Linked DNA regions of Homo sapiens: region 2 is linked to region 1. A link is an interaction called in ENCODE POLR2A ChIA-PET data of the cell type or tissue named here. Cell type or tissue: GM12878. All regions are shown on one strand. Each heading gives the region's core, and the rest is flanking DNA. Links, peaks and the distances in the headings are about the cores only.

Region 1 (17,090 bases), core at 6,096-14,095:
AAGTCTTTAATCCATCTTGAATTAATTTTGTATAAGGTGTAAGGAAGGGATCCAGTTTCAGCTTTCTACATATGGCTAGCCAGTTTTCCCAGCACCATTTATTAAATAGGGAATCCTTTCCCCATTTCTTGTTTTTGTCAGGTTTGTCAAAGATCAGATGGTTGTAGATATGTGGTATTATTTCTCAGGGCTCTATTCTGTTCCGTTGGTCTATATCTCTGTTTTGGTACCAGTACCATGCTGTTTTGATTATTGTAGCCTTGTAGTATAGTTTGAAGTCAGGTAGCGTGAGCCTCCAGCTTTGTTCTTTTGGCTTAGGATTGTCTTGGCAATGCGGGCTCTTTACTGGTTCCATATGAACTTTAAAGTAGTTTTTTCCAATTCTGTGAAGAAAGTCATTGGTAGTTTGATGGGGATGGCATTGAATCTATAAATTACCTTGGGCAGTATGGCCATTTTCACGATATTGATTCTTCCTATCCATGAGCATGGAATGTTCTTCCATTTGTTTGTGTCCTCTTTTATTTCATTGAGTAGTGGTTTGTAGTTCTCCTTGAAGAGGTCCTTCACATCCCTTGTAAATTGGATTCCTAGGTATTTTATTCTCTTTGAAGCAATTGTGAATGGGAGTTCACTCATGATTTGACTCTCTGTTTGTCTGTTATTGGTGTATAGGAATGCTTGTGATTTTTGCACATTGATTTTGTATCCTGAGACTTCGCTGAAGTTGCTTATCAGCTTAAGGAGATTTTGGGCTGAGACGATGGGGTTTTCTAGATAGACAATCATGTCATCTGCAAACAGGGACAATTTGACTTCCTGTTTTCCTAGTTGAATACCTTTTATTTCTTTCTCGTGCCTCATTGCCCTGGCCAGAACTTTCAACACTATGCTGAATAGGAGTGGTGAGAGAGGGCATCCCTGTCTTGTGCCAGTTTTCAAAGGGAATGCTTCCAGTTTTTGCCCATTCAATATGGTATTATTGGCTGTATGTTTGTCATAAATAGCTCTTATTTTGAGATACATCCAATCAATACCTAGTTAATTGAGAGTTTTTAGCATGAAGGGCTGTTGAATTTTGTCAAAGGCCTTTTCTGCATCTATTGAGATAATCATGTGGTTTTTGTCTTTGGTTCTGTTTAAATGCTGGATTACATTTATTGATTTGTGTATGTTGAACCAGCCTTGCATCCCAGGGATGAAGCCAACTTGATTGTGGTGGATAAGCTTTTTGATGTGCTGCTGGATTCGGTTTGCTAATATTTTATTGAGGATTTTTGCATTGATGTTCATTAGGGATATTGGTCTAAAATTCTCTTTTTTTGTTGAAATGCAAATTAAAACCACAGTGAGATACCATCTCACAGCAGTTAGAATGGCAATCATTAAAAAGTCAGGAAACAACAGGTGCTGGAGAGGATGTGGAGAAACAGGAATGCTTTTACACTGTTGGTGGGACCGTAAACTAGTTCAACCATTGTGGAAGACAGTGTGGCAATTCCTCAAGGATCTAGAACTAGAAATACTATTTGACCCAGCCATCCCATTACTGGGTATGTACCCAAAGGATTATAAATCATGCTGCTATAAAGACACATGCACACATATGTTTATAGCGGCACTATTCACAATAGCAAAGAGTTGGAACCAACCCAAATGTCCTTCAATGATAGACTGGATTAAGAAAATGTGGCACATATACACCATGGAATACTATGCAGCCATAAAAAAGGATGAGTTCATGTCCTTTGTAGGGACATGGATGAAACTGGAAACCATAATTCTGAGCAAACTATCGCAAGGACAGAAAACCAAACACTGCATGTTCTCACTCATAGGTGGGAACTGAACAGTGAGAACACTTGGACACAGGATGGGGAACATCACACACTGGGGCCTGTCGTAGGGTTGGGGGAAGGGGCGAGGGATAGCATTAGGAGATATACCTAATGTAAATGACGAGTTAATGGGTGCAGCACACCAACATGGCACATGTATACATATGTAACAAACCTGCACGTTGTGCACATGTACCCTAGAACTTAAAAAAAAAAGACTTAATGTTACTGATCTGGATGTGATGTTGCAAAGGCAACAGTTTGATTAATCTAAGCTGGAGTAGCTAATAGTTTCCCAGTGGACTTTACGCTTTAAAAGATGATATGTGCTAACCAATCACCTCTCTCCTCTTGGTAGTATTTTTGTTGCCCTCACAAAGTCAGGGACAGGGGCAGGCTCGATAAATTGCAGGGCCAAGAACAAAATGAAATGTGGGGGTTCCAGCTAGGAAAGTCACTTTCCCCTTCTACCCCAAACTGCAGATGGTCAACCTACAAATGATCCTGCCAGGATTCGCTTGGTACCTGAATTGGGGGTGGGCAAGAGGACCCCACTGAGTCACCCACCTAAAGTGGCATCTCACTGCTGGCTCAGGATGGGGATGGCCATTTCCTCTCTGCAACCCAGTTTCTGTCCCTAGTGGAGGGGGGTGGCTGGAGGCAGGACTGCACATGAGTCACAGTGCTAAGCCAAGCTCTGTTACCCCATTGGACTTTATATACAAAATGCAAATTCAAAGATACAGTTATTAAGAATTTAAAGATAATTACCACAGAACAAGGTCCTGGACCTTTTGAGCCCACGACTCTATGCAGCTGTACTGGCTGCCTGCCCATGAAGCCCACCTTGGTGAAGAGCATTTTTTAGATATACCCCTCTCTCTGGGTAGGGTCTTCTTTGTGGGCAGTCCAATTCTGCCTGGGAATTTGGACTTTAGGACAACTCTCCATTATTGGTCAGTTTCTTGGCTGCTGCTGCTTTGGAACATACAGGTCACTAAAAGCACCATTTTTTAAAAAAGAAATTGACCTTTTTTCTATCATTACCAATCCACGTAGATGTACTCAACTTAATGGTTGTGGACATGATGCATTAGCCACATTTCTCTTAATTTCGCTACAGGGAGGTATTATTGTTTCTATTTTACATACTGGAGACTGAGGCTCAGAGTAGTTGATAAGTACCTTTCCTGAAGTCATGTATTAATTGGCAGAGCTGAAATTTAAACTTGGGAGAGACTGTCTTATTCTTTAGCCTGTACTGGCTCTCATGTAAATTTTAGCATTAAATCTATATGACACATATGTTCTAGCAGCAGCTTTTTGCCTCAGGAACTTCCTATTTATTTATTTATTTATTTATTTATTTATTTATTTTTATTATTTTTTATTTTTTCTAGATGGAGTCTTGCTCTGTAGCCCAGGCTGGAGTGTAGTGGCATGATCTCGGTTCACCGCAACCTACGCCTTCTGGGTTCTAGCAGTTCTCCTGCCTTGGCCTCCCGAGTAGCTGGGATTACAGGCATGCACCACCACGCCTGGCTAATTTTTGTATTTTTAGTAGAGACGGGGTTTCACCATGTTGGCCAGGCTGGTCTCCAACTCCTGACCTCATGATCTGCCAGCCTCAGCCTCCCAAAGTGCTGGGATTACAGGCGTGAGCCACCGCTCCCAGCCTACGAATTTCCCATTTAGTGAACTTAGTGTGTATGCTTGTAGGTGCTCTAGAGTTTTTAAGCCCTATAAAGATTTTAGTTATTAATAGAGATTTGGTCCTTTATGCAATAAGATTGTGCATCTAGGAGTTTGATTTTTTTTTCTAGTGTTTTGCTCACAAGATTTCTAGTCTGCTCCGATTTTTTCTTTGAGCATGCTTTTTATCCTTAACTTTGCCGTCACCTCGGAGTAGCTTCTTTTGGTTAGTATTCTCTGTATTCCTGAGTCCCTGTGTGTCAGAGAATGTAAGAGTTGAAAATGGTAGACTCCCACAAGGAAACAAACATTGCTTTTTAAAAGCTCATTAAAAACTATCTAAAGTGACCTCAAGGGACCTTTAGAGGCTTCTTTGAAAAGCTTTGTTTACTAGTAGCCTTCTGTACTAGTCAGAGTTCTCCAGAGACAGAAATAATAGGATATCTATTTATGGATGGATGGGTGGATGGATGGATGGATAGATGATAAGGGGCTTATTAGGGGAACTGGCTAACACAATTGTGGAGGCTGAGAAGTCCCACGATAGGCCATCTGCAAGCTGGAGAACCAGGGAAGTTGATGGTGAACCAGGGAAGCTGAGGGCCCAAGAGCCTGAGGAGCTGCAGGTGTGAGTCTCAGGGTCCAAAAACCAGAGACCCTGGAGTTCTAACATCCAAGGTCGGGAGAAGAAGGGTGTCCTGACTATGGAAGAGTGGGAAGAAATTCACCCTTCCTCCACCTTTTTGTTCCATCTGGTCCCCCAGTCGATTGGATGGGTGCCCATCCACATTCAGGGCAGCAGATCCTCCTCCCCAGGCCACCGACTCACACGCCAATCTCTCCCAGAAACACCGTCACAGATACACCCAGAAGTAATGTTTTACCAGCTATCTAGGTATTCCTTAATTTAGTGAAGTTGGCACCCAAAATTAATCATCACACCTTCTGTTTAGGAATGTCAGTGGTGGAGAATGTGGACTGTACTGTCTGACAGATGTGGCTCAAATCTTGCCTCTGCCCTATGATCTTGGGACTTTAAACATTTTTTGTAACCTCTTTAAGGCCTCAGCATCTTCACCTGTAAAATGGGAGTAATACTATTCTCAGGTTATTGTAAAGATCACATGAACTAAGGTATATGATGTGTTTTGTGTTGTACCTGGTACATAGAGTGCTATCAGTGAGTATTAGCTATTATTATAGATTAAAGGATCTAGGCTTAGAATAGTAACCCAGGGATGTAGTCTGTGCTATATTAGAGCAATCTGCATAGACATGCCTGCATGGACTAAGGGGTCAGAATAAGACCAAATGAAAGTCTCTTGAGAGTCGTGTCTCAGGTTTGGTAGATTTAGCTCCACCATGGACTGTTTAACGTGGCACGCTTAATGATTTAATCTGAGGTCCTTGGAGTGAAGGTGTATGCTTGTAAGTGGATTCAACAAACATTTATTAAGCACCTGCTATTGCCAGGACTTTGTAGCTGCTGGTATTACAAAAAAAAAACCAAGTTGGCCTGTGTCCTTTTGTAGTTTATATTCCAACTATGAGACAAATATGCAAACAAATGACTGATATTAAATACAACACAAGTGCTTTAAGGTACTTAAAATGCCCTAGGGCATAATAATGCAGAATGCCCTAGGGCATAAAGTGAGTTGGAAGGAAGTTGTTCTTTGTTAATATTTTATCTTCAGGGCTAAGAATGTTCTTATTATAGAAGGACCTTCAGTAAGTTCAATGAATTATTTTGATATTTTTAGTATAGATTGATCCTTCAAACACCAAACATATTGAAAATGTAACTTAACTTTGGGTATTTAAGTGACAGAAGCCCATCTTTAAATTTTCCTAACAATATTATTTATCCTTTATCTTCACAACTTAGGTGAATAGGAGTTATAGGCAAAATCTTGTTAATTATGTGAAGACTACCTATATCTGCAATGTGCAAAAGGGTTTCTTAGCCACTCAGGGTGGGTGTGTTTCTAAATGATCATTTACATCTATGGGAAATATAGCTGGCAGTTGAGAAATGAGTCTAATATTAGTTAGAATAAAAGTGATATTAATTAGAATAATAGTTAGATATTCACAATTAAAATATTAGCTACTATGTATTAAACACTATCTACCAAAAATAACACTAGGAAATATATCTATTTCGGTAGTTTATATACAAAATTAAAATAAAAAATATTTCTGTGAAGAGCGAATTCCCCTCATTTACTATTTGTTTAGCTAATTTTAAAGTTTGTATAAAAAGTGGAAAAATGCTACTCTTTCTTAGTTTCTGAGTTTTTAATGACAGGAGTCTTAGGGAAGTTTTTCATGTACTTACAAAAAACACCTGAGGAATATAGAGCAGATAGATCCAAATCATAAACATGTATTGGTAAATGAGCAAAAATGGAAAATAATTGGTGTCGCGGGACTGTTGAAACAGATTTAATAATATTTAAAAAAAAGTCACTAGGATATGCTTTGAGAACTATATTTTCTACAACACAGTAGCATCATTAAGTTTTTAATATTTGGGTATATAATAGTTAGCATCATGGGCTCTGAAGCCGGACTTTCTGTTTTCAGTTTTAGTTCTTCACTTACCAGTGTCACTTTGGGCAAATAATTTAATGTCTTCATGCCTCAATTTTATCATCTGTTAATTTAGGATAATAATAGAACTTCCCTCATAGGGTCATTGTGAGGATTAAATGAGTTCATATACATTAGGCACTTAGAGCAGAGCCTGGAACATAGTAAGCTCTCAGTAGATGTTAGTTGTTGTTGTTGTTGTCATTATTTTTCTTTGTAGAAAGGAGGAGGGATGGAACTTCTGATGCTTATTTTTAATCTATGTTACAGAGTCTTCCCTTTGGTATATTTTTTCTAAACTATTTTGTTTGTTTCAGCCTTCTTAAAGTCACGTTTTGCAACCCTTTCTGAACTAAAGTGTCTAGGCTTTGAACTTCAGTAGCTGGTAATGTCATAAAAGGAGAAAATTAAACATTATATGTCTTTTGTTTAACCTCTATTACGGCACCAAATAGTATTACAATTTATTGATATTTATGGTGGTATTTTCTACTGAGCTGTGAGCTTTTTGAAAGAAGAGACCTACACTATTGTGTTTAGTACACTGTCTGGTACTAGGTATGAGGCCTGAGCCCCTAATAGTTGTTCTGTTAACTATACTAACATCTCATTTATCAGGTTTACCTAATAGTGTGCTTTTCAAATTCAAAAACAACTGAGTTTCCTAGCTGTCTAGCTACATGAATTAAAGTATGTTACTTTAAATATGAAGATTTTATTTTTTTAAGTATTTAGGATAATTTTTCTTATAAGCATTGAGCACATCCCATCCTTCATAAGCATAATGTAAATTCATCATCATGCGTACTGTTTATTGGGGCTGTAATATAGTGTCTCCATGGAGGGTATTGACATATGCTTGGTTGTATGGTTCTATATCACATACTCTGAGGATGCCTTATGCATTTTTTCTTTGCATCTTATGTATTATTTTTCTCTCATTATCATAATACACCAATTTCTTTCTTCTTTCTGCCACATCTAGCAACCCTAGCTTCCTAAATTCAAATTTAATGCTTCTAACCTGCTGCGGATTGATTTGCTTACTAACTTCATTAGAACCTATAGAAAAAGAAAGATTTATTAATAAGATCTTAACCAAGCTTGAGGGCATCTTCTGTGAGTAAAATGCAGAAGTTCAGCACATAGATAGAGGGTGTGACATCTATTTAGCTAGCCATATAGGTTTTACACTTACTTTATGACATTGCTGAGGTTGTCATATATGTGTGGCCTCCAGGCAAGTGATTTTTTATTATATTAACCTCTGTACAGAAGAATGAAATTCTCTTCAGTATTTCCGTAGTGTTAACTTATGGCGTTGGAATTCAAATCCAGATCTCCTTTACTCCAAAGTCCATTTTCCTTGGTGCTAGACTCATGTTATAAAAAAGTTAATATTGTTAATTATTACAGTTCATTAAAGTGACATGATACTAGGATAGTTTTTGGTTTAAAACACAAACTCGGCCCGGCACAGTGGCTCATGATTGTAATTCCAGCACTTTAGCAGGCTGAGGCAGGAGGATTGCTTGAGCTCAGGAGTTTGAGACTAGCCTGGGCAACATAGTGAGACCTTATCTCTACAAAAGAATTTAAAAATTAGCTGGGTATGGTGGTACGCACCTGTAGTCCTAGCTACTTGGGAGGCCAAGGTGGAAGGATTGCTTGAGCCCAGGAGGTTGAGGCTGCAGTGAGCTATGATAATGACACTGTACTTCAGCCTGGGCAATAGAGCAAGACCCTGTCACAAAACACAAAAAAACACAAACTCTTTGTCTTTGTCCTATTATTGGCATTTTTTTCTATATAAGTTTTTAAAAATATTGCCAATTATGGATTGTTTAAATATTTAATTGATAGATACATATTCAACATATATTTTACAACAGTAAGTTACACAGATATAGGTTACATTTAATAACATGCACTTTTAAAAGGTCTACAATTTAAATAACCTGATTACTATGTTTATTTGTAGGCTTTGAGCTCAATATACATGCACATCTACATAGAAGAAGTACTTAAATGTGCCTATTTTACTTACAGTTTATAAAACGCTAGAAAAATATTAAAAAGATTCAAAATTAAGTAGCTTTGAGGCATTTAGGATTAGACATGGATTCAAATCATAGTTTTAATCTTAGAATGTTAGCTTTTTCAGTACTTCCTAGGGTTACTGTAAGGATTAAGTCAAGTAGCATTAACGTGGGATGCGCCATAAGACAATATTTGATCCTTCATGATCTCTTTCCTCTTCATTTTTTCCATCTATATAATTTTGAATCTTGATAAAAAAGAGGGAGCAAAAAAGTATAGGGAAGAATGAAATATATTTCTTAAGCAAAAGCAACTATGGTTTGCATATTGTGCTTCAAAATGAATATTTTTCTTTTATCATTTTGTTACATGCAGAATACCTTTAACTTAGCCTTCATTGGACTAAAGTAGAAACGTAAGAATTGGAGCTTATTTTCATTTCTGAGGTGAGTTCATTTGTAGAAAAATTAGTATACTTAAATCAGTCTACTGTTTCTTTGGAAACTTTGTCATTTGCATGTACCTGGGAATACTACAGTTATCCATGAAATGCTGTTAGTGTGAAGTCGTGGTGAGGGTTCCAGGCTAGGCATTCGGAGCTCCCTGTCAATACCTGGGCTGTGCTACAGATGCCCTTCAGTGTTGTGACCCTAGTTCCTTGACATCTTTGTGTCAGTTTGCTTATTTTTAAAATGGAAATGATATGGCAGTTGGCCCTGCTTACCTTCCAGCTTACATATTATAAGAATCAATTGAGATCATCGATATGAAAGTATTTTATTATGAACAATGTAAGGTAGAAGTATTAATATCGTGAAGTGTCACAGTGAGTTAAATGGGAATTAACAAAGTTACGTGCAGAGAATCTTTTTTGTTTTTTTTTGTTTGTTTGTTTTTTGTTTTTGAGACAGAGTCTCGCTCTGTACGGAGTCTCGCTCTGTCGCCCAGGCTGGAGTACAGTGGCGCGATCTCGGCTCACTGCAAGGTCCGCCTCCCAGGTTCACGCCATTCTCCTGCCTCAGCCTCCCGAGTAGCTGGGACCACAGGCGCCCACCACCATGCCCGGCTAATTCTTTGTATTTTTAGTAGAGACGGGGTTTCACCGTGTTAGCCAGGATGGTCTCGATCTCCTGACCTCGTGATCCACCCGCCTCAGCCTCCCAAAGTGCTGGGATTACAGGTGTGAGCCACCGTGCCCAACCACAGAGAATCTTTTTAAGCATGAAACTTTTGAATGTTATTGTAGCCTAATGCCCCTGGAACAGTAGTAAAACAGGGCCATCTTATATGTTGTTTCTGAATAAACTGGCAAACAAATAGAAGAAAAGGAAGAGGAGGAAGCAGCTGAGGAGGAGAGAAAACAAAACTAAACTGATTATATGGTCTTGAAAGCATTGACATTTTTAGAACTACACATCACTTGAAAATTTTTGAAGGCATTGTTAATCTATAGGTTATTAAAAATGAATTTTCTGGCCAGGCATGATGACTCAGTCCTGTAATCCCAGAACTTTGGGGAGGCTGAGATGGGAGGATTACTTGAGCTCAGGAGTTTGAGACTAGTCTGGGCAACATGGAGAGACCCTTTCTCTACAAAAAATACAAAAATTAGCTGAGGGTCTCACTGACTTGGGAGGCTGAGGTGGGAGGATCACTTGAGTCCAGGAGGTGAAGGCTGCAGTGAGCTGAGATTGCATCACTGTACTCCAGCCTGGGTGACAGAGTGAGACCCTTTTTCAAGAAAATAAAAATAAAAATGTATTTTCCATTAAAAACCAGCTTACATTATTTTCAATGTTTTTACATTTCTTGCTGTGGAGAAAAGCCTAGTCCCTTCTCTAGAATTTTAATCATTCATCTGGATGCCTTGATATATGTGGTATGATGCTTAGTAAAATGGAATGGATATTTCTTCTATCTCCATTAGTTTTTCTGTTTGTTTGTTTTTCTTTTTACCTGCCTTTATTTCTGTTGTTGTTATTCTTCTTCCATCCACCAAGAACATGTGGTCCTCTTATCTCTGGGCTGAGGTGTTTTCACATGTCCTTTTATTCTTTCTTCATCTCACAAAAGGTATATCTAGGCTTTTTAAAGGTGCCAAGATACTATTTAATGAACAATATGATATGGATTGGCTCTGTGTCCTCACCCAAATCTCATCTCAAATTATAATCCCCAGAATCCCCATGTGTTGAGGGAGGGAGCTGGTGGGAGGTGATTGGATCATGGGAATGGTTTTCCCCATGCTGTTCTCACGATAGAGAGTGAGTTCTCATGAGATCTGATGGTTTTATTAAGTGTTTGACAGTTCCTCCTTCACACACTGTCCCCTCTCACCTGTTAGACGGGCTTGCTTCCCCTTCCCCTTCCACCATGATTCTAAGTTTCCTGAGGCCTCTCAGCTATGCTTCCTGTTAAGCCCGTGGAACTGTGAGTCAATTAAACCTCTTTCCTTTATAAATTACCCAATCTTGTGTAGTATCTTTATAGCAGTGTGAAAATGGACGAATACATTATATTTCTTTCCAGTATCTGTTTTGGGAGAGGAATGCTGGTCAGCTGCTAGTAAAATCATCTCCATGTACTCCATTATTTAGGTATCGTTCAATTCTAGTGTGGTAGTCATGACTACCTAGGTGGTCATTTTTGTCTAATGTTGCAGCTGCTATTTCTGTGTCTTAGTCTACAAGAAAACGTTATATTTTCCTCACATAGCTTACTTATTCTGTTCCTTGCATAATGACCGAGGTGGCTGTATTCAAAGCCTTAACAATGATTAACAACATGTCCTTTAATCTTCAGCGCTAGCTCAAGAGTTTTATTCTCCTGTGGCCACTGTAACCTCCAAACTATGAGTAATCTGGCAAGTACTTTTGTGTTCTCTTTATTGCAAATCATATTCTTTTTCATCTTTAAGAAATGTTGTTTCTTAGTAAACAGTAGGTCATTTATTTGACTTCTCCAAAAAATAATTGACTATTTAAAGAAAAATAGTTTTAAGGAACATTTACCAGTTGCTTTTTTATGTAGATAGTGAGTGTAGGATGTAGCAGATAGGCCGGGCTTCATAGTCTTCACTGTTTAGTTTTGGGCATGCATGCTCTCTGAGCCTTAAATGTTATAGTTGTAAAAGGGGTGTAGTGTTGGGATTGTTAGGATTAAATGAGATAGTGTATATAAAATGCCTCGTACATTGTGGAGCACAAAGAAGTTCACAGAATAATGTAAGTATTGTTATTACTGATATCTTCTCCTCATTGTTGTTGTCATTATCACCATAATTATGTGGGAAAACCTAAAGGGAGTTTTGTACTAATGGGCTCAAAATGGAATGCATTGTTGATGAAGGTCTCGATACAGTAGATCACCTTGACAAATTGTGTGTAGTCATAGTTTCTTTGATACACCATTCATCTCGTTAAGATGAGAATGTCCAGCCAGCCCTAGAGATATGTCAACATTTCTGGCTGAGATTAATATAGACTTATGAAAATGGGTTAATTGGTCACTAATGAGCTGCATTACTGGGAATAGGGTTAGAGTTTTATGAAATGCGTAGTTTCACTTTAGACTTACCTACTCTCAGGAGTAGGCAGTTATTTAAGTAGTAGCCAGTTTGAAAGAAAAAAATCTACCTTTTCAGTTTGTTTCCTTTTTATGGATAAAATGAAAAAATTCCATCCTGAAATCAGATTTTAAGGAACAGATATATATAGTGATTAACCACCCAGCTTCCTTTTGCCTACACACACACATGCACACACACACTTTATCTTCTGTTTTTCATTCAGAATATGACTGCACAAGCTGTAGGGGTTAGCTAACAGCACACTGAACAGCTTTTTGCTGCCAGTTTGGGGGATGATTGAAATTATTGACCCTTACACGAAGACAAAATGAAATATTTTTATGCAAGAATACTAGAAAAAAATCTTCTCTATTCAGAAAATACTTTAGCTCTTAGAATCTTTAGCATGAAGTCACATGATGTGAAAAAGCCAATTAAAAGTCAATTAAGGCCAGGCATGGTGGCTCATGCCTATAATCCCAGCACTTTGGGATGCCAAGGTGGGTGGATCACCTGAAGTCAGGAGTTCGAGACCAGCCTGGCCTACACGGTGAAACCCCGTTTCTACTAAAAATACAAAAATTAGCCAGGCGTGGTGGCAGGCACCTGTAATCCCAGCTTTTGGGAATCTGAGGCAGGAGAGTAGCTCGAACCTGGGAAGCTGAGGTTGCAGTGAGCCGAGATTGTGCCATTGCACTTCAGCCTGGGCAACACAGTGAGACTCCATCTAAAAAAAAAAAAGTCAATTAAATATTTTTAATGGTGGAAGGCTTATTAAAGTTTTATATTCTGAATTTGTCTTCAAAATACTTTGAAAAGAGAATAAACATTTCCAAGGCTACAGGAATTCTGTTTAGAGGATTTGGTTAAGCTAGCTAAAAACCTGGATAGCAGTTGCCCATGACATTTTAATTATTCTATCTAAAAAAGATGAATTTCTATGTCATATATAGATATGCCTTTAAGGTACTATGATATATATTTTTGACTGAACTTTTTGCACAAGAGGCATTTCTGAAATAAGTAAATGGGATATTTGAAATGTCATCTGTGAATCTATTTTTAAAGCAGTATTTAACATCTAATAGACCTTGTGTGCTATTGTAGATATTCTTATTTATATGTAAAGGAGGGCATGCCATTTGTATCTCTTTTTTTTTTAGTTATATGGGAGATGCAATTATTTTCTGAGGGGAGTGAAGGAAAAGAAGGGCTATATTATAATTTGAGGACATAGTTATTATGGGAGACTCTCTTAAGGAACCAACAAGAAAGGAAGTATAGATGAGCAGCGGTTAGAAACTAGTCGATACTGATAACAATGTATAGTGGTCCTAATAGGTTCGTAATTCTCTTAAAAGGAAAACAGGAAGCAAATACAGAGAAGATTGAGTAGTCATATGCCAGGGTAAAGAGAAGGCCCCTGCCCTCAAAGAGTTCATAGTTTTATTTACAAACTAGAATTATCTATCTTAAAGTCCCATCGTTTTTAAGCTGCCTGCAGACAATTATAGTCTAGTTCTAGTGTATCTTGTTGAATCTTTATTTTTCAGAATTGTCTTCAAGTACCTAGCTCCATGCTTACAGTTTATACTCCCCAATATAGGTTAAATTAAACTGGATGGAATCAAGTGCTAAAAAAAAAGTCATGCTTTTATTCTTCCAGTGATGGACAGCAGAAGTTTTAGAGTAATCAAGATCTGAATTTGAAACCTGGCTCTGCCACTTAACTTATGTGGTCTTGGGCAAGTACCAAACTCTGAGCTTTTATTTCTTCTGTTGTAAAATCATGATTATCATACCTATTTCATAAGTTAGCTGAATGGGTAAATGACTCTGTGTGTGTGTGTGTATTACAAAAGTGTTTATCAAATAACTGTAATTATCAATATGGTTATCAAAACTAAGGAAAAGTTGAGATGCCCCAAAGTTATAGAGATGGGAGTTGATATAATGGAGAGGGTTCCAGGTGACGATGGACTTCAGAAGCTACACAGGTGAATTTACAGTGTTGTGATAGCCAGTACGGAGCCATTTTAGGTTCTTGATCCCTAGAAGTGTATTGTGAATAGTTAAATCAAAATGTATTTAAACAGGATTAATCGAGAGATACTATTCAAGAGGTGTGTGGGGAGGTACAGACCTTGAGAGTTAATCATACCTATGTAAACATTAATGAAGGCACTGTACATATCAAAATAAACTGTATTCCTGCTTATAAAAAGTACCTCAACATATTTAGACAGATTGAAATCATACACGCATTCTGTGAACACAGTGGAGTCAAACTAGAAATCAATAACAGAAAGATAAGTAAATCTCCAACATTGAGAAGATAACACAACACACTTCTAAATAATCCATAGGATAAAGAGAAAATTTCAAGGGAGATAAAAAATACACTGACTAAATGAAAATGAGAACAGAATATATCAAAATTTGTGGGACACAACTAAAGAAATTAAAAACTAACAGAAATGCAGAATGCCTTTGATTCCTTTGATGCCATCAGTAGATTGGAGAGGGCTAATGAAAGAATCGGTGAGCTTGGAGGTAGGGCAATAGAAACTTCCCTAACCGAAGCCATAAGAAGAAGGAAAAAACTGAAACAGAATATTTAAGAATTGTGAGACAATTACAAAAGGTGTAACATATGCAGAATGGGAATGCCATGAGGAGAAGAAAGAGAGAAAGGATCAAAAGAAATATTTGAAATAATAATGACTGAGAATTTTCCAAAATTAATGACAGACATCAAACCACAAATGTTGGAAGCTCAAAATTAATGAGAGACGCCAAGCTCAGGACAAACACCAAAAAATCTACAGACAGGCATATCTTATTCAAATTGCAGAAATTCAAAGACAATGGGAAGATTTTGACAGGTCGGGGGGTGACTTCACCTTACCTTTAGGGGATTAAGGGTAAGAATTACATCGGACATCTCTTCAAAAACTATGTAAGCAAGAAGAGAGTAGAATGAAGTATGTAAAGTATTGGAAAACAGAAACAAAAATCACTTAGAATTCAGTATCCAGTAAAATTATCCTTCAAAAGTGAAGGAGGAGTAAAGACTTTCTCAGACAAAAGAACTGGGAATTTGCTGCCAGCACAGTGCCTTACAAGAAATGTTTTTAAAAAAGATGGATTTACAAATATTTTCTGCTAGTCTGTGGCTTGTCTTTTCATTTTCTTAACAGTGTCCTTTAGCCCATTTTTATTGGCTTGAATATTTTGCTACCAAAGTTTGATATTAACATATATTGTGCTTTAAATATTTCTAGAAATAGCATCTCTGCAACAAACATTTTCAGTTTAAACTTATTGAAAGTCTCAGGAATGGAGTGTTGTTTTGTGTTCAAGTAAGTCACAAAGCATAAATATTTCACTGAAATGTAAATAGTAAAATCTGTGATTTTAGGCCTTGTATTTTCATGTAAAAGATATATGCTATCCTCACATAAATATGGTGGTATTAGGAGCAATGCCTGACTCTTCAAATTCTATTAATGACTCAGCACCCGGGAGAGTGTTCCTTATTATTGTTGCTGTGTTTGTGTAACATTCTCTAAGGTTCTTTGTAGTGAGGAACAGATGACCCTTCCATGAGTCGGGATCCAGTGTTCTTAAAAGGGCCACTGCTGTAGTTTCTTTAAGCTTCATCTTGGATTGTTATTAGCATGGCAAGGACACTGGATAAGTTATATACACACATACACCCACAAGGCACCCCCCCTGGTTTGAAAATGGAATCTATGAATTGGCTTCCGTGCCTGCTTTTATTGCCATGGTGATGAATAATCTGCTGAGTTTTATGGTTGGCATGATTCTTCTGGATTAGGTCACTTGTGTTTTCTTTCTATAATACCAGTCGACTACGCTTTTGGTAACAGTTAAAGTTCCATCACTAAAAAGCTAGTAGGTAGAATGCAAAACTAATGATTTAGTAGAATTAGCTACATCAATGCTTTTTAATCTGTTGATTATTCCCTTTCAGTGCTAAGTAGCAGGGGCTTACTCATTTCACAGGGCTTTAAATCTTTCCATTGCAGTCAGACCTGGTAGGGAATTATTCTATGCTGCAGTTATAAGTTTTTCATCATTTATTAAAGCATTATGGGAGAACCATCTTGATAAAAGCATCTTAGTAAAGGAAACTAGACTTATTTATTTTATTTTATTTTTTTTGGGGATGGAGTCTCGCTCTGTCGCCCAGGCTGGAGTGCAGTGGCACAACCTTGGCTCACTGCAACCTCCACCTCCCAGGTTCGAGTGATTCTCCTGCCTCAGCCTCCTGAGTAGCTGGGATTACAGGCACGCGCCACCACGCCCGGCTAATTTTTGTATTTTTAGTAGAGACGGGGTTTCACCGTGTTGGTCAGGCTGGTCTCGAACTCCTGACCTCGTGATCCGCCCACCTCGGCCTCCCAAGGTGCTGGAATTACAGGCGTGAGCCACTGTGCCCAGCCTTATTCTTTATTTTAATGAGTCAGAATTTTAAATACCTTGCTTTACTGTATTTACAAAAGTTGTAGCAATGGGTCAGTTGTCTTAAGTTAAATTTATTAGTATCTACCAACATTAAAGGAAATATTAAAGTGTTTCAATTATGTTTAAAATAAAACACAAGAATGAGGAGTGATGGACACAAGTAAAACAATGAATTTGGGATGATAAAATGAGTTGTTGATTTAGAAATATATACTATATGCCAAATGGTCAGATCTACTTGGGGATATAGTGAGAGTTAATCTACTTCGAATCGTTGCTTCTAAAGCAAACCCAGTTGTGTAAAGTCCTACGTATAAAGGTAGATATTAAATCCACGAGGGAAGTAATCAGAACCCCAGGTGCCCAGGCTTTGTAAAAAATTTAAACAGTAAAAACGTAGTCACTTGTACTTAACTTAGATTTAACTAAACAAATTCATAAAATTTCCTGAGTGGAATGATGGTTTCAGAGAGCTAGTGAGTTTCAGACCTTGAAAAAATACCACTCACTGAACTGTAGTCATTCTTAACTGTTTAACAATTGAAATCTAAGTTGTCATATGTTTAAATTAGTACAGTTCTGGTTATGCTGTGTCTTTTCCAACTCATAACTTTCAGTAATGAAAATAGCTTTCTATTTAATTAGCCTGAATTAAATTTTCCTCTCTCTTCCTTCTACATCACTAATGAAAGTGGAGTAATCATTTCTGCTTCAAGGATGACTATATGATTTCATTTATCCCTAATATAGTACACACTACATAGTAGGCACTCGGTAAATCTTTATTCATTCTTTCAGGAGGCAAAGCAGGAACAGATTAACTAATTACCAGCTCAGACCAAGTTAAGAAAAATAAAGCTACAGAT
Region 2 (15,458 bases), core at 7,059-15,058, 64 kb before region 1:
AGAATATGAACCCAAGATAACCTTGACTCTTTCTTTCCTAACCTTAGACAGGAAAGCAGAAACATGTCATTAGGCCAAATCTAAAGACAATAAAAACTTTAGATTTCTCTTTAGGCCAAGAAATGTCACAGACCAGCTTGGGAAAACATTAAAAGCTCATGAATTAAAACGATATTAGAATAAATAGGTCTTTGGGTTTCTATTTAAATACCTCATTAAAAGTGTAGTAAATGATTTTTTCCAACTAATTTTATCAAGTAAAATCTTCCATCTGGCTTCACTGAGAAAGAATTTCAAAGTTGTGGAATAGTAGACTCAAAGCTGGAAGGAATCTGTCTTTTTATCCAACCCCCTCGTTTTCCTTGAGCAAATTCTACAGTGTAATGTAAACAGAATCTATCGAGCCCACATGCTCCAGACTTGCTCATTAAAAACACAAAACAGCTTCTGTCACTCCTATGTTCCCTTCCAGCTACTAGTCTATCCTCTCTTCCTAGCTAAGCTCCTTGCAACAGCAGTTTACCTTTGCTCTCTCCACTTCTTCACCTTCCTTTCAGCTTCCCAGGCCACAAAGCTGCCACTCCATTGAAATTGCCCACACTTAAATTCCCTCAGAAAGCACACTCTCCCATCTGTGCAAATAAATGTTGGCTTTGAAGCAGGACAGTTGGGTTTCAATCTTGCCTCTCTCATTGATTTCCTGTGTCACCTTAGGCAACTTCACCTCTCTGTGCCTCATTTTCTCATCTGTAAAGTGGGGATAATAATAATCCTTACTTTACAGGGTCTTCATAAGAATTGACTAAATTAAGCTATGTAACCTGGTCAAAACGGTGTCTGGCATGTTACTAAAATACATTTCGGACTGGGTGTGGTGGCTCACACCTGTAATCCCAGCACTTTGAGATGCTGAGGCAAGAGGATCTCTTGAGCCCAAGAGTTTGAGCTTGCAGTGAACTATCATCCTGCCACTGCACTCCAGCCTGGGTGACAGAGGAAGAGCCTGTCTCAAAAAATAAATAAAAAAGGCTGGGCACAGTGGCTTATGCCTGTAATCCCAGCACTTTGGGAGGCCGAGGCGGGTGGATCACCTGAGGTCAGGAGTTCGAGACCAGCCTGGACAACATGGAGAAAACCCGTCTCTACTAAAAATACAAAATATTAGCCAGGCATGGTGGTGCATGCCTGTAATTCTGGCTACTCAGGAGGCTGAGGCAGGAGAATGGCTTGAATCCAGGAGGCGGAAGTTGTGGTGAGCTGAGATCACGCCATTGTACTCCAGCCTGGGCAACAAGAACAAAACTCTGTCTCAAACAAACAAACAAACAAAAAATTAAAACAAACAAAAATAAATAAAATGAAATAAATTGTATTTTGAATACTTAGCTTTCACTATGTTTCTTGCTACATTTGTAGTTTTACTGTTAACCAGTTCACTCCTTCCAAGCTCCCTTCCATCCCTCCCTCTTCCCTGCTTTACTTGGTTCAGTTTTCCTATGTATTTGAGTCTCTCCTGTGGGCCAGGGCACTGGGACTAGTGAGCTAGACAGCACACTGCATGTTTTCATGGGGCTTGAACCCACAGTTTTCATCTCATCACCCTAGTAGCTGCTGCTTCTCAGTTTTCTGTGGAGGCTCCTTTTCTTCTTTCTGCCTCTTGATTTCTTAAATGGTCCTTACATTTTGTCTTCTTATTCCAGTAGAACATTCTGAAGATGAAGACATCCATGCTATACCAAATCTGTCTTCTGTCTTGACTATACTCGTAGGCCTACACTTTACGCTACATATTCGTTGTCTTCACCTGTTAAAAAGGCACTTCAATCCCAAGATCTCCAACATGGAATGGATTACCTCCCCACTGTAGTCCCCTTGCCTGGTTTTACTCAGTAGCCGATGGCACTGCCACCCATCTGGACACCCATATCAGAATCCTCTTTCCTCTTTGACTCCTCCACATCAATCATATGACAATCTGGCTTGCTTCTCAGATGTAATCTCTCTTCTCTACTCTCATGTTTTTAGTTCAGGCCTTCATTATTTTTCTATTTCTTCATGGTTCAATCTTGGTAGGTATTATATGTCCAGGAATTTATTCATTTCTTTTAGGTTTTGCAACTTGTTGGCAAATAGTTGCTCATAATCATCTCTAATTCTTTGCATTTCTGTGGTCTTAGTTGTTATGTCTCCTTGTTTATTTCTGATTTTATTTATTTGGTCTTCTCTCTTTTTTTCTTTTTCTTTTTTCTTTTCTTTTTTGAGACTGAGTCTTGCTCTGTCGCCAGGCTGGAGTGCAGTGGCATGATCTTGGCTCCCTGCAACCTCTGCCTCCCAGGTTCAAGCAATTCCCCTGCCTCAGCCTCCTGAGCAGCTGGGACTACAGGTACGCTCCAACATGCCCAGCTAATTTTTTGTATTTTTTGTAAAGATGGGGTTTCACCGTGTTGGCCAGGATGGTCTCGATCTCCAGACCTTGTGATTTGCCTGCCTTGGCCTCCCAAAGTGCTGGGATTACAGGTGTGAGCTACCGCGCCTTGCCCTTTTTTCTTAGTCTAGACAAAAGTTTGTTGATTTTGTTTATCTTTTCAAAACATCATCTTTCTGTTTTATTGATTTTCTGTATTTTTTTGGTCTCAATTTCATTTATTTCTGCTCTGACCTTTATATTTCTTTCCTTCTACTAATTTTGGTTTGGTTTGTTCTTGCTTTTCTAGTTCCTTGAGGTGTATATTTAGATTGTTTATTTGAAGTCTTTCTACATTTTTGATATAGGCATTTATTGCAATAAATTTCCCTTTTACTGCTGCTTTTGCTGTATCCTATAGATTTTGGTATGTTGTATTTCCATTTTCATTTCTTTCAAGAAACTTTTAAATTTCCCCCTTAATTTCTTCACTGACCCACTGGTCATTCAGGAGAATGTTGTTTGATTTTCACGTGTCTGTGTATTCCCTGAGGTTTCTCTTTTTATTGATTTCTAGTTTTATTTCATTGTGGTCAGAAAAGATACTTGATATGATTTCTACTTGTTTGAATTAGTTGAAACTTGTTTTCTGGCATGAGATATGGTCTATTCTGGAGAATGTTCCATGTGCTGATGAAAAGTATGTGTATTCTGCAGCAGTTGGATGAAATGCTCTGTAAATATCAATTAGGCCTATTTGGTCTTGGGTGTAGTTTAACTCTGTTGATTTTCTGTGTGAATAATCCATCCATTACTGAGAATGGAGAGTAAAATCCCTTACTTTTATTGTATTGCAGTCTATATCTCCTTTTTCATCTATTAATGTTTGCTTTATATACTTGGGAGCTCTGGCGTTGGGTGCACTGATATATAAGTGTTATAAAATTGTTATATCCTCTTGCTGAAATGACCCCTTTATTTGTTTTTTGTTCCTGGAACACCAATAATTCCTGGATTTGGTCTGTTGAGGTAATTTTCTGTATCCTGTGGGTGATCTTTGTTCCTTTTCACTATGTTTTCTTCTTAATTCTTTGACTGTGTACTTTCACATAGCCTGTCTTTAATGAGGGAGGTCTGAAAAAGGATATCCTATTAATATGGAAAGGATTGTTAGGGGTTTGTGCCTAGGGGGACCAACCTGTGGAATGTACCTCCTGCTGCATGGTGCTGCTGATTGGACACTCTGATTTGGTGTTTCCTTTTTTTTTTTTTTTTTTTGAGACAAAGTCTCACTCTGTTGCCCAGGCTGGAGTGCAGTGGTGCAATCTTGGCTCACTGCAAGCTCCGCCTCCTGGGTTCACGCCATTCTCCTGCCTCAGCCTCCTGAGTAGCTAGGACTACAGGCACATGCCACCACGCCCCGCTAATTTTTTTTTTTTTTTTTGTATTTTTAGTAGAGATGGGGTTTCGCCACGTTAGCCAGGATGGTCTTGATCTCCTGACCTCGTGATCCGCCTGCCTCGGCCTCCCAAAGTGCTGGGATTACAGGCATGAGCCACTGCACCCAGCCTTGGCATTTTCTTTTGCCAAGTTACAGAGCAGAGTGTCCAGGGCTGGGGATGGTAGTTCCACTTCCCTTCCTTGTGTCTGGCAGCCCTCAGGGATATTTCTACCTACAGCACCTGGTATGCTTCCTGTGGTTTGAGGCAGGGACAGGTTTCCAGCTAGGGAACCCAAGATGATAGAGAAGCTTGTTGCCCACCTTTATCTCACTTTTCCCGTGTAGAAACCATGAGTAAGGGAAGTTTTCCACACTTTTGGTGCCAGGAAGGAGGAAGCATGTGCTGGATATGGAAGTCTGATTTTCTTACTCTCTGCTCAAAGTTGTTTCACTTTTCTGTGGTCTCGGGAACTATCTCCTCCTCATATTTGAGTTCTGTATATTGCTAGTGATAATCTCAGCACTATATATTTGTTTTTGTTTTTCTGTGGGGTTGTTGAGGGGAAGGGGCTAAGGCCATTTTGGAGCCTGATTTTTCTCTTTATAGAAGACTAGCCTTTGAGATTTCTCTACTTCCTACCTTCCATTCCATCAATCTATCCTACACACTTTCTTTTTTCCCCCTCCAGACAGTTTTAGTGAATGGTAGTACTGTACCACAAGGTATACCAGTTCAGTGTGAGAATTTTCTAATAAATCTTTTCTAATACCTAAAACCGCTTCCTTTTATATCATCCAAATGTCCAAAATCTTTTCTAATACCTAAAACCGCTTCCTTTTATATCATCCAAAGGTCCATCCCAAGCTGAGCGAAGAGAAGCCTGGGTCCTAAGTTTCTTGGACGACGTTTCCAAGACAATGTGCTCTCTCTTTACAAGGAGAGGGGGACAGAGGGAGAGCAAATTTTAGCCTCAAAGAAAGAAGGATTACCAGGCAATAAATATGCTGCTCCATCCTTCTCATGAGGCCTGCCGGCCCTTAAAAAGGAACTACATCCTTAACCCACAGCTATTTTTTGAAGTGGCAGTGGCTCACAGTATTTCTTGCAGTGGAGGGCCCTGAGCTCCTTCTGGAATCTCTACCGCCAGCAGTAGTGGGCCAGGGCATGGTTGGCCTTGACCATCTTGTGCATGTCATGCTTCCTCTTGATCACGGGGCCCTGGTTGCAAAAAGCCTCCAGCAGCCCATGCGACAGCTTCTCTGGCTGGCATCAGCATCCCCTGGTGCCACTTAGTGATCATCCACTTTATGGCCAGGAAGTGGTGATATTGGTAGGGTGAGGATCCAGGGATCCAGGAGAAATGGCCTCCCTTGAGGATGGGTATCAGCCCAATCACAGGCTCATAGTTTTTCACTGCCTAGTTGAAGACGGTGTAGGGCAGGAGTTCCCAACCCCCAGGCCATGGACCCGTGGTAAGGTTCATGGCCTGTTAGAAACCAGGCCACACAGCAGGAGGTGAGTGGCGAGCAAGCAAGGTGAGAAAGCCAGCATTACCGTCTGAGCTTCACCTCCTGTCAGATCAGCAGCAACTTTAGATTCTCATAGAAGCACGAACCCTATTGTAAACTGCACATTCGGGGATCTAGGTTGCATACTCCTTATGAGAATCCAGTGCCTGATGAAATCATCAATCCCTTCCACCCCTCTCCCATCAACCCCCTCTCCCCTGTCGGTGGGAACCAGTTTCTGGTGCCAAAACGGTTGGGGACCTCTGGTATAGGGGTTGTGTTCAATGGTTGCCTGTTCCCCTGCAGAAGCATCATGGTACTTCTCATAGCTTCCAGAACCTGAGTCATGAAGGATCTGGCTAGTACTTTGTTTTCTCCCTTCATCATCATGTTGGTGAATTTACTGATTGTGGGGTCTTCAAACACAGAGCTCGTTGTCATTGTTGGAGCAGCTTTGATGAGCTGAGTCTCCTTGAGTTCCTGATCATTCTTCTCCTCCTCAGTTACTTCAGCCACTGGCTTGCCATAATGTTCCTTGTCAATCAAGGGATCTCTGAATTCAGGACCCTAGCAGCTCCACCTCACCTGAGTTAGCCCTAGAAGCTGCAAGACAGTCTGCCGCAAATCCAGCACAGGCCTGCCCCCTTACACGCTTTCTTTTTCTTTTTTTGAGACCAAGTCTCACTCTGTCACCCAGGCTGGAATGCAGTGATGCGATCTTGGCTCACTGCAAGCTCCGCCTCCTGGCTTCCTGCCATTCTCCTGCCTCAGCCTCCCGAGTAGCTGGGACTACAGGCACCTGCCACCACGCCTGGCTAATTTCTTGTATTTTTAGTAGAGACAGGGTTTCACCATGTTAGCCAGGATGATCTTGATCTCCTGACCTCATGATCCTCCTGCCTCGGCCTCCCAAAGTGCTGGGATTACAGGTGTGAGCCACCATGCCCAGCCCCCTTACACACTTTCTAAAGCACAACTCTGTTTATTAATTCAACCATTTATTCACTCATTCACTCATTTATTTAATAACATGGAATATAAACACACTGTGTGCCAGGAACAGATTATTTTATTTCCCTCTTTAAGTTCCTTTAACAGTGCCTTGACTCCTTGTTATTTGTGTCTATGTACATTCTGTGTTCCTGCCTCCACCTCCTGCCCATTCCCTTGATAAACTGCTACATGTTCTTCATAACTCAGCTCAAATTTCTCCTTATTCATTCATTAAACTCTGCCCAGCACTGGGGATATATAGCAATAAACAAAACTGACAGATATCCCTGCTCTCACAGAATTTACATGAGGGAAACAGACAATAAATAATTGAACGAGATCTTCAGATTGTGATAGGTGCTGTGATAAAAAAGCAATGTAATGCAATAGGGAGAGAGAGAGTGAGTGAGTGTGTGTGTGTGTGTGTGTGTGTATGGGTTTAGGCAGGGTAGGAGTATAGTTTAAATAGGGTGGTTCGTCAGAGAAATCTTTTCTGATGAGGTAGCACTTGAGCTGAGAACTGAATGAAGTGAGTGAGCCATGTAGCAATCTGGAAGAAGAGTGCTCTAGGGCAAGGGAAGAGCAAGTGCTAAGGCGCTGTGGCGAATGCATGTCAGAGCGCTGGAGGAGCAGCATGGAAGTTGGAAGCCATTCAGTGAAAGGAAGCACAGCAAGTCTCTGTGATGTCACTGCTGGTTTTGCACAGCAGCGTCAGGCACTCATTTCCCTGTGCTCAGGTAGCACCTGGTATTAAATTGTACTGGTATGACATGGTATATGGTTGTCATTATTTGTTTATGCTTGTCTAATTGCTAACAACACTGCATGCCCTGAAGGGTGGGGACCATTTTGTACTTTTTTTTTTTTTGTATCCCCAGGGCCCATCCCTGTGCTTGGCAGGTACTTGGACCTTTGCTAAATGGGTGAGTCAGAGGCCCTCAAGATGCTTTCTTATGCTTGAGTCACCTGATTGGGTTTCTTTGTTCTTACTTCTCCTGGTACTCTTCTGGAGTAGGGCTTTCATTACCTCTCTCTCTTAACACTTGATACTGATGTTCGACCAGCTTTGGCTACTTCCCTCAGGGAACCTTGAGTCTTGGACATTCCTGTGTTGATTTCTATTTGTGACCCTCTACTCCTCCTCAGATTTTTTTTTCTTTCTTTTTTTTTTTTTTTTTTTGAGACGGAGTCTCCCACTGTCTCCCAGGCTGGAGTGCAGTGGCACGATCTCGGCTCACTGCAAGCTCCGCCTCCCGGGTTCACGACGTTCTCCTGCCTCAGCCTCCCGAGTAGCTGGGACTACAGGCGCCCACCACCACGCCCAGCTAATTTTTTGTATTTTTTTAGTAGAGACGGGGTTTCACCGTGTTAGCCAGGATGGTCTCCATCTCCTGACCTCGTGATCCGCCCGCCTCGGCCTCCCAAAGTGCTGGGGTTACAGGCATGAGCCACTGCGCCCGGCCTCCTCAGATTTCTTATGTGTTGCAGGGATAAGTATGGCCTGTGTGGGCATTGCCGCTGAAGGGCTCTACATGTTGGAGCTGTGGAAAGGCTCACACTGACAGCAGTAATAAAGGAAGATAAATGCAGAAGGCAGGGGCAGAATATGGAAGGACTTGCAAGTTGAGCGATAATAAAAATATTGGCAATTGACTGTTATTGTTTACAAAAGTCATGCTGAGATTCTACTTTTAATATTTTACAAATACTTCACTATTTATCGTCATAATCTTTTTTGTGCTAGAGTGAATAAGTTTTAAACTTTAGCTTATTTTTCGATGACCAAAATGTCATATATATATATTATAATAATATGGTTTTATAAGATGTCAGATCCTGAAAATAGATGACATCTATAAAATGAGACAATGTATCTCTCTCTTTTTTTCTCAGAGTGGGGAGTGTTGGGTTTTTTTTAAAGATAAGTATCTCAAAAATTGCAAATACAGGTGCGAATCACTAGCAAACAAAAAAGCCTCTAAATGGTTGAAATAGCTTTTATCATGAATATGAGCAAAGTTTATATACCTTATTATAAAACAACTTTTGGCCTTCTGATGTAAAACCTACTTACTCTAATTTCATACATAATTATAATGTTAGTATCTATTTCATTAAGTCACAGCAGATTAAAAGTGATAAATTAACAGGACAGGAAAGGTGGTAGAGGAAATCACAGCAACAAAACAGACGGGAGGATGCCAGATTGCATAGAGGCAGGAAGACTTAGAGAAGCAGACCTCGAGTCCTCAAAATGATAGCCATGACCTCTACATCCAAGACAAAACAACTCAGGCACCCTTTTAGTCACTGTTACATAAGTGCGCAGTGACTTATCTGCAGTATCAAAACAAAAGATTCATTTTTTTTTTAAGTTTGTTTGGTTGGGTTGTTTGTTTTCAAATTCCATTTGGTAGCAAAGCCTGACTTGTCTTGTACTTGTTTGGCAGCAAATCTTATCTGAACTGATGTGAGGCAACTTAGGAAGTTCATTCTAATTTGTGGGAATATGTTTTGCTGCAGAAATAATGTGTTAATTACAGACCTTATTTGGGGTGGGACGAATATATGGTATAAGTACCATGTTCCCTTTACAAAATTAAAAACATCTGGTTGCAAGGGTTTTGATTAAAGGGTCGTGTACCTCTGTAGTACAGTCATGAATGCCCAGAATGATGAGTGTGGTTAATAAGATCAGAAATGCATCCTTTGGCCAGGTGCAGTGGCTCACGCCTGTAATCCTAGCACTTTGGGAGGCCGAGGTGAGCAGATCTCTTGAGGTCAGGAGTTCGAGACCAGCCTGGCCACTATGGCAAAAACCCGTCTCTGCTAAAAATACAAAAATTAGCCGTGTGTGGTGGCACATGCTTGAAATCCCAGTTACTTGGGAGGCTGCGGCAGGAGAATCGCTTGAGCCCAGGAAGCGGAGGTTGTAGTGAGCCAAGATTGTGCCACTGCACTCCAGCCTGGGTGGCAGTGTGAGACTCTGTCTCAAAGAAAGAAAGAAAGAGAGAGAGAGAAAGAGAGAAAGAAGGAAAGAAAGAAAGAAAGAAAGAAAGAAAGAAAGAAAGAAAGAAAGAGAGAGAGAGAGAGAAAGAAAGAAAGAAAGAAAAGAAAGAAAGGGAAGGAGGGAAGGAAGGAAGAAAGGAAGGAAGGATGAAGGAAGGAAAGAAGAGAGGAAGGAAAGAAATGCATCCTTCATACAATAAAGTGAAGAAAATACTTTGAAAGCTTTGCATTTAAAAAGTGTTCATTAAAGTGGTACGAAACTTAATGTTTTTGGAAAGCCAACAAGTGTTTATAGCACACTTTAGAGATTCTCTCTTTCTTTCTCTGTGTGTGTGTTGGGGGTTGTGGATGTGTTTCTGAGTCCTTTAAGATGAAGTTACATTTAAAATCTGTGGGATATATTTGCTCTTGCCTTGCCCAAACTGGGATTTCTTAGCAACCAATGAATTTTTGATTAAAAAAACCAAAGCAAAAACGAAACTGGGATTTCTGTGCTGTGATCAGGAAAATGATCTTTAAGGTTGTTGGAATTACCTTGAGCACAAGTGATCTCGGTGAGATAGGTATTGATAAATGTGCATTTGCATTTTAAAACTTTCCAAATTCGTAATAGGAGTTTTCTTTCGTTTTATTTTCCCTGCTGAGGATTCTGCTGTTAAGGAAGAAGAAAGTTTGGGTGCCAACTAAAGGAAACAGTGTCTGTGTTTGCAATGCCAATGAGCTTACCCAGGGGGAATTGTTAAATAGCCTAAGGATTATTCTAGCTCAGCAATCCTAAAGATACAAAAATGCAACTTTGGACATTAGGGATGGGAGTTTTAAAAATCTGCCCGAGTTCTAGCAGGAGTAAAGAATTGAGAAACATGAAAAATCCACAATGAATAATAAAATATTACTAAGTTAAATTTTCTCTGCCACAAAATAATACTTTTTTGTAGTATTAAAAATGGCTTAAAATTCAATTATAGAAATAAATTAACTGAAATAGTGAAAGTGACTCCTATTACACTGTCACCCCTCTCCCATAAAATACTGGTAGAATGTTGGCTTATATTTATTTGTTATTCTTTTTTATATAAGTTAATTCATACTACATAATGTATTGCAACATGCTGTCTCCCCCCACCTTAATAAATATATATCTTGCTGTCTATCCTAGCTAGTAGTTAATGTCACCACCTCATTCTTTTCAATTGTATAGTAGAATTCCACTTTAAAGCTCTACTATAATTTTAAACAGATAGTTTTTTGAAGATTCCCCCCCCCCACAGTTATTTTATTTTCTTCCCTTTTCATTCTCATCTGCTTTTCTTTTTCTTTCTTTTTTTTTTTTTTTTTGCTTAGGCACAAGTAGGAAAATAAAAAGCCTAGATCTGATTAGAAAAAGCTGTAAATAGTGAGATAAGTGCTGCTCATAAATGGCAAATTTCCAGTTCTGCAGAACAAACAGCACCATTCTCTCAAAAAGATAAAACAAATGTCTCTTTTGCATTTTAAGGAACATTCAGCTGTTACTAGTAAATGGATCAATAACTCTCAAATTCAAAAATTAAATTTCTGTTAGTTATACAGAACATTAAAATTGCTGGAGGAAATCAACCTTTTCATAAAAACCATAAAAACAAACTTTCACATTTAAAATTGGAAACAGAATACCTGTGCTCTTGTTCAGAAAGGAGTTTTTTTTTTTGTTTTAAATCTACAGAGCTCATCAGTCATTCAAAGGTCAGAGATAATAGGGAATGAGACATTCTGATGACCTGAGTCCAGGTAAATAAGAGAATATGACTGGAGCACTTTCACCACAAATTAGAGCAACAATTCCATTGTCCTTCTTCCGTCATTCTGTCTCATCTCTTTTAGCCTTTCCCTAGCCATGGCTGTCTCCCTGCATTAAGGTCCTCCCTACCGTATGCAATTCCACAATTTTTCTCCCAGGAGGGACAAGAATAGTAATTAAGATGAGCACCGATGATTCACCTTACAATACTATTGCAACTTATCTGTGTTAGCTTCCTCATTTCATTCCTTTCCTGCCTTTCAGAGGTAACTACTATTCTGAATTTTGTGATAAACATTCCTTTGTTTACAAACAAATTTTTAACAAATGTCTGCTGCTCCTAAATAATAAATCATTTAGTTATGCTTTTCTGAGCTCTCTAAAAAGGATATCTTATCATGCATAATCTTCTATGACTTTTTTCACTCAACTCTAAGTTTCTAAGAGTAATCTATACTGCGGAACATAGTGGTTGCTTCCTCATGTTCACCGCTATAGAATATTTTGTTAACAGAATATACTAGAATTTATTTCTCTTTCTTGCAGTTTTACATATTTATAAATTTTATTATTATGATTTCTTCTTCTATTCATACATTATTGGGAAGTCTGTTTTTTTTTTTTTTTTTTTTTTTTTTTTTTAGATGGAGTCTCGCTCTATCACCCAGGCTGGAGTGCAGTGGTGGGATTTCAGCTCATTGCAACCTCCTCCTCCTGGGTTCAAGTGATTCTCCTGCCTCAGCCCCCGAGTAGCTGGGATTACAGGCATGTGCCACCACACCCGGGTAATTTTTTTTGTATTTTTAGTAGAGACGGGGTTTCACCATGTTGGTCAGGCTGGTCTTGAACTCTTGACCTCGTGATCTGCCCGCCGTGGCCTCCCAAAGTTCTGGGATTACAGGCATGAGCCAGCATGCCGGGCGGGGAGTCTGTTTTTAAATCCCATTTAAATTAATCTTTAGAAATTAAAAAGTACAATTAATTAAAATTTCATTTTAAACTTAAATGTTTTAAAAATTAGTCGGCTATTGATTTCTAACTGTACTGCCTTACAAACAGATGAGTCAAGATCAGAGGTCAGTGAATCACCACCCTATGGGCCACACTTGGCCTGTCACCTGTTTTTCTACAGCTGGCAAACTAAGAATGGTTGGTACATTTTAAATGGTCAAACAACACAAAAGAAGGATAATATTTTGAGGTCTGTAAAGATTACATAAAATTCAAATTTAGTGGGTCTTACATTAATTGGAACATAGTTAAGGTCATTTGCTTATGTATTGTCTATGGCTGCTATTGAGTTACACAGTGGCAGAGTTGTGTAGTTGCAATAGAGACCACTGACCTCCAAAACCTTAGCTTTTGTTATCAGGTCCTTTACATAAAAAGATTTTTAACCCCTTTTCTAGATGATGCAAATTCTCAGAAATGTATTAAGGTATGCTGGTTAATTTTTACAAATATTTCTTATGGGTTTGTTGAGTATGTGTATTCTCTAATTGCTATATGCCACATATGTATTATATATATGATATATACATATATCGATAGATATAGGTCTCTATATAAGTAATCTATATATATATTGAGAGATAGAGATAGATATAGAGAGATATCAATAACTTAACAGTGGTTGAATGGGTGTTGAAATAGCTACACTATGATAATGAGTTTTTCAATTTCCTCTTGTAGATTTTATCATTATGTGATGACCTTTTCTAGCCACAATAATGCTTTTTTATCTTGAAGCTCATTGCGTGTGATGTCAACATAGCTATACCAGCTTTAATTATTATATAATTGATATATCTTAAGCTTTCCACGTTCTTATGTTTGTAAATAACATATAGCTATATCTTTAAAAACTGCCTTGACTCTGTCTTTTAACTAGAAAGTTTAGTCCATTTATATTGTGATTATTTACATGCTTGAATGTTTTTCTCCTCAGTCTTTACCTTCTATCTATGTGTCTCCTTTCCTTCTACATTTCTTTTTTCTTGCTTTTTTGTGGCTTACAGAGGAAGATTGATTGTTAATATTTGTTTACCTCTTATTCTTTCTCCCTTCCTCTACTGGTTTGGAATTTCTACATCACATTTCCGTTCTTTTAGAGTCTTTAAGATATTGTAGAGCATAATGGTCAAAACCACGTTCTCTGCTTGAATTCAAATCCTAGCTTCATCACATACTAACTCTATGATTTATTATCTTTGTGTGTGTGTGTGTTTACCTGTAAAATTGAGGTTGTGAAGTACCATATGGATCATTTCTGTTAAAATCTTATTGTGAATATTTTTCTTAAGGACACTTAAAATTAATATATTAAACTCCTCAGAACAATACAAAAACCTTAGAATGATTTAACTCTAATTATCCTCCTTCTGATTTGTAAGTTATTCTCTAGCATTTAAACTGTGTCTTTTAAGCCTCACAATTTCATATTATTTATTAATATTATTTTGTACAGACCAGGCCTCTTTATATTAACCCAAATGTTAATCAGCTTCTTTGTTCACCATTTTTTCTTGTATTCCAGTATTTCCTACTGGGTCACTTTCCTTCATCTGAAAGTGTACTTCAGAAGTTCATCTAGTGAAGGCAGTGAAAAGAATAGTTTTTAATCTAAAAATGTCTTAATTACATTTTTGTTCTCAAAATATAATGTTTCTGGACACTAAATTATAGGTTGACAGCTATTTTCATTCAACATTTTGAAGATATTCCACTCTCTTCTGGCTGCCATATTGCTGTTGAAAATTATTCAGTCTACTTGTTTTTCTTTTGTAAATAATATTCCCCCCTTCGATGCTTTTAAGATTGCCTTTCCCCTGGTGTTTTGAAATTTCACTGTAGTTTATATTGGTTTGCTTTTTTTCATGCATCTTATGTGATACATGTATATGTACTGCCTCTATTTCATTTTCTTTTCAGGTATCCTACTTGATACATGTATATAGCCAGGACTTCCTCTTTTTGTAGATTCATGTCCTATGTTAATCTGGGAACAGTGTTAGCTATTGTGTCTTCTCTTGTCTTTACTCCATTCTTTGTGGTCTCTCATTCTGGGATTCTAATTAGAGATGAGTAATATCTTAACATTCTCTATATTCCATATCTCTTAATGTTTATTATTTTCTGTCTTTTTTCACCTTCTGTGGTGCATTCTGCATAATTTCTTCATATGTAGCTTACATTATTCTTTTCAACTATGTTTAATCTACTCTTTAACTCATTTATGGGGTTTTATATTTTAGCAGTTATATTTTTCTTTTCCAAAAGTTCTAGTGGGTTCTTTTCACGTATGCCTAGTCATCTTAGATATTTATTTATGATTTTAATTTTTATTTCTTTATACAGCCAGATAATAGCTAATTAGTTTTTTTGCCTCATAAATCGAATTATATTTGTTTATTCTGCTAACACTCATGTCAGCAGAATTTTCTTATATGGCTTGAGATCTTTGATTATGAATTCCTATTTGGTTGATGTTTATTTGTGGGAAATTCTGGGACACTAACTTGAGGTTATTTTTCTCCAAAGAGGATTTCTGTCTATCTCTCTTGGGAACTTGTGGGCCCAAGGACCTGAAACCGTACTGACTTCCTTCCAGCAGAGTCAGCTAACATGGGATTTAAAAGATTAGCTTCTTCACCTTGTAGCCGGTTTAAGTCTTATTTAAAAGATTACTGCCTACCCCACCTGCTTCAGCAATTTTGTTTTGTTTTGTTTTCATTTTGGACCCTGAGAGATTCCCTTTACTGTCTCAGAGTCCTACAATGCATATCAAAGTATATTTTATGCGGGATCCAGGTGATGTGTAGCTGGAGAACTTTTCAAATAATCTAATTTACCTTTCTGTGTGAAGCTTAAAAAAAATACATGCCAACTCTCTACATGCATATAAGTATAGTGTATAAGATGGGGAGTTCTTTGCCTGAAGGAGCTCCCAATGTCCTCTACATTTTGTTTGGTTTCCTCTTTTTTCTTAGAGTTTCATTACCTTTTCCATGTGTTTCATTTGGTCTCTTTCCCCTTTTTCCTTCTTTCAAAGGTCTCTCTTGATTTACCCTCTTACCTCAGCTACACTATTGGATTCAACTACATTATTATTTCAAATTATAATTATTAGTTGAGTCCAAAAGTATTTGTTGAATGAATGACCATTTCACACTCATTAAATTCTTCAAAAGACTCAAGTTCTTTTCAGATGCTTTTTACTCAAGTAACACTGGTTGGATTTTCTTCCCTTTGTGGAAAACTAATTCTTGATTATTAAAAAAGATGGAAAAGCAAAAGATTTCATCCATGGGTAAGCAAAGTTG

Evidence for each region. ChIA-PET counts read pairs that join two places held together with the same protein. Peaks named below come from ENCODE experiments on the same cell type or tissue, not always from the same donor. Only the 100,000 strongest peaks of a DNase experiment are listed, where the experiment ranks them.
Region 2: POLR2A ChIA-PET joins it to region 1 with 5 read pairs; 4 of 35 experiments call an interaction of 5 or more read pairs at or near these places.

Annotation. Positions count from the first base shown.
Region 1 is chr12:15,726,690-15,743,779 of GRCh38, reverse strand. The region is part of intron 1 of EPS8 (EGFR pathway substrate 8, signaling adaptor); the gene reads left to right. Among named protein-coding and RNA genes, the nearest start is that of EPS8, 54 kb to the left of the region's middle. In GM12878, for the core only: no CTCF peak of the experiment used is centred there; DNase peaks (open chromatin) are centred at 10,479, 10,939 and 11,579.
Region 2 is chr12:15,793,690-15,809,147 of GRCh38, reverse strand. It overlaps the pseudogene MRPS7P2. Among named protein-coding and RNA genes, the nearest start is that of EPS8, 12 kb to the right of the region's middle. In GM12878, for the core only: no CTCF peak of the experiment used is centred there; no DNase peak of the experiment used is centred there.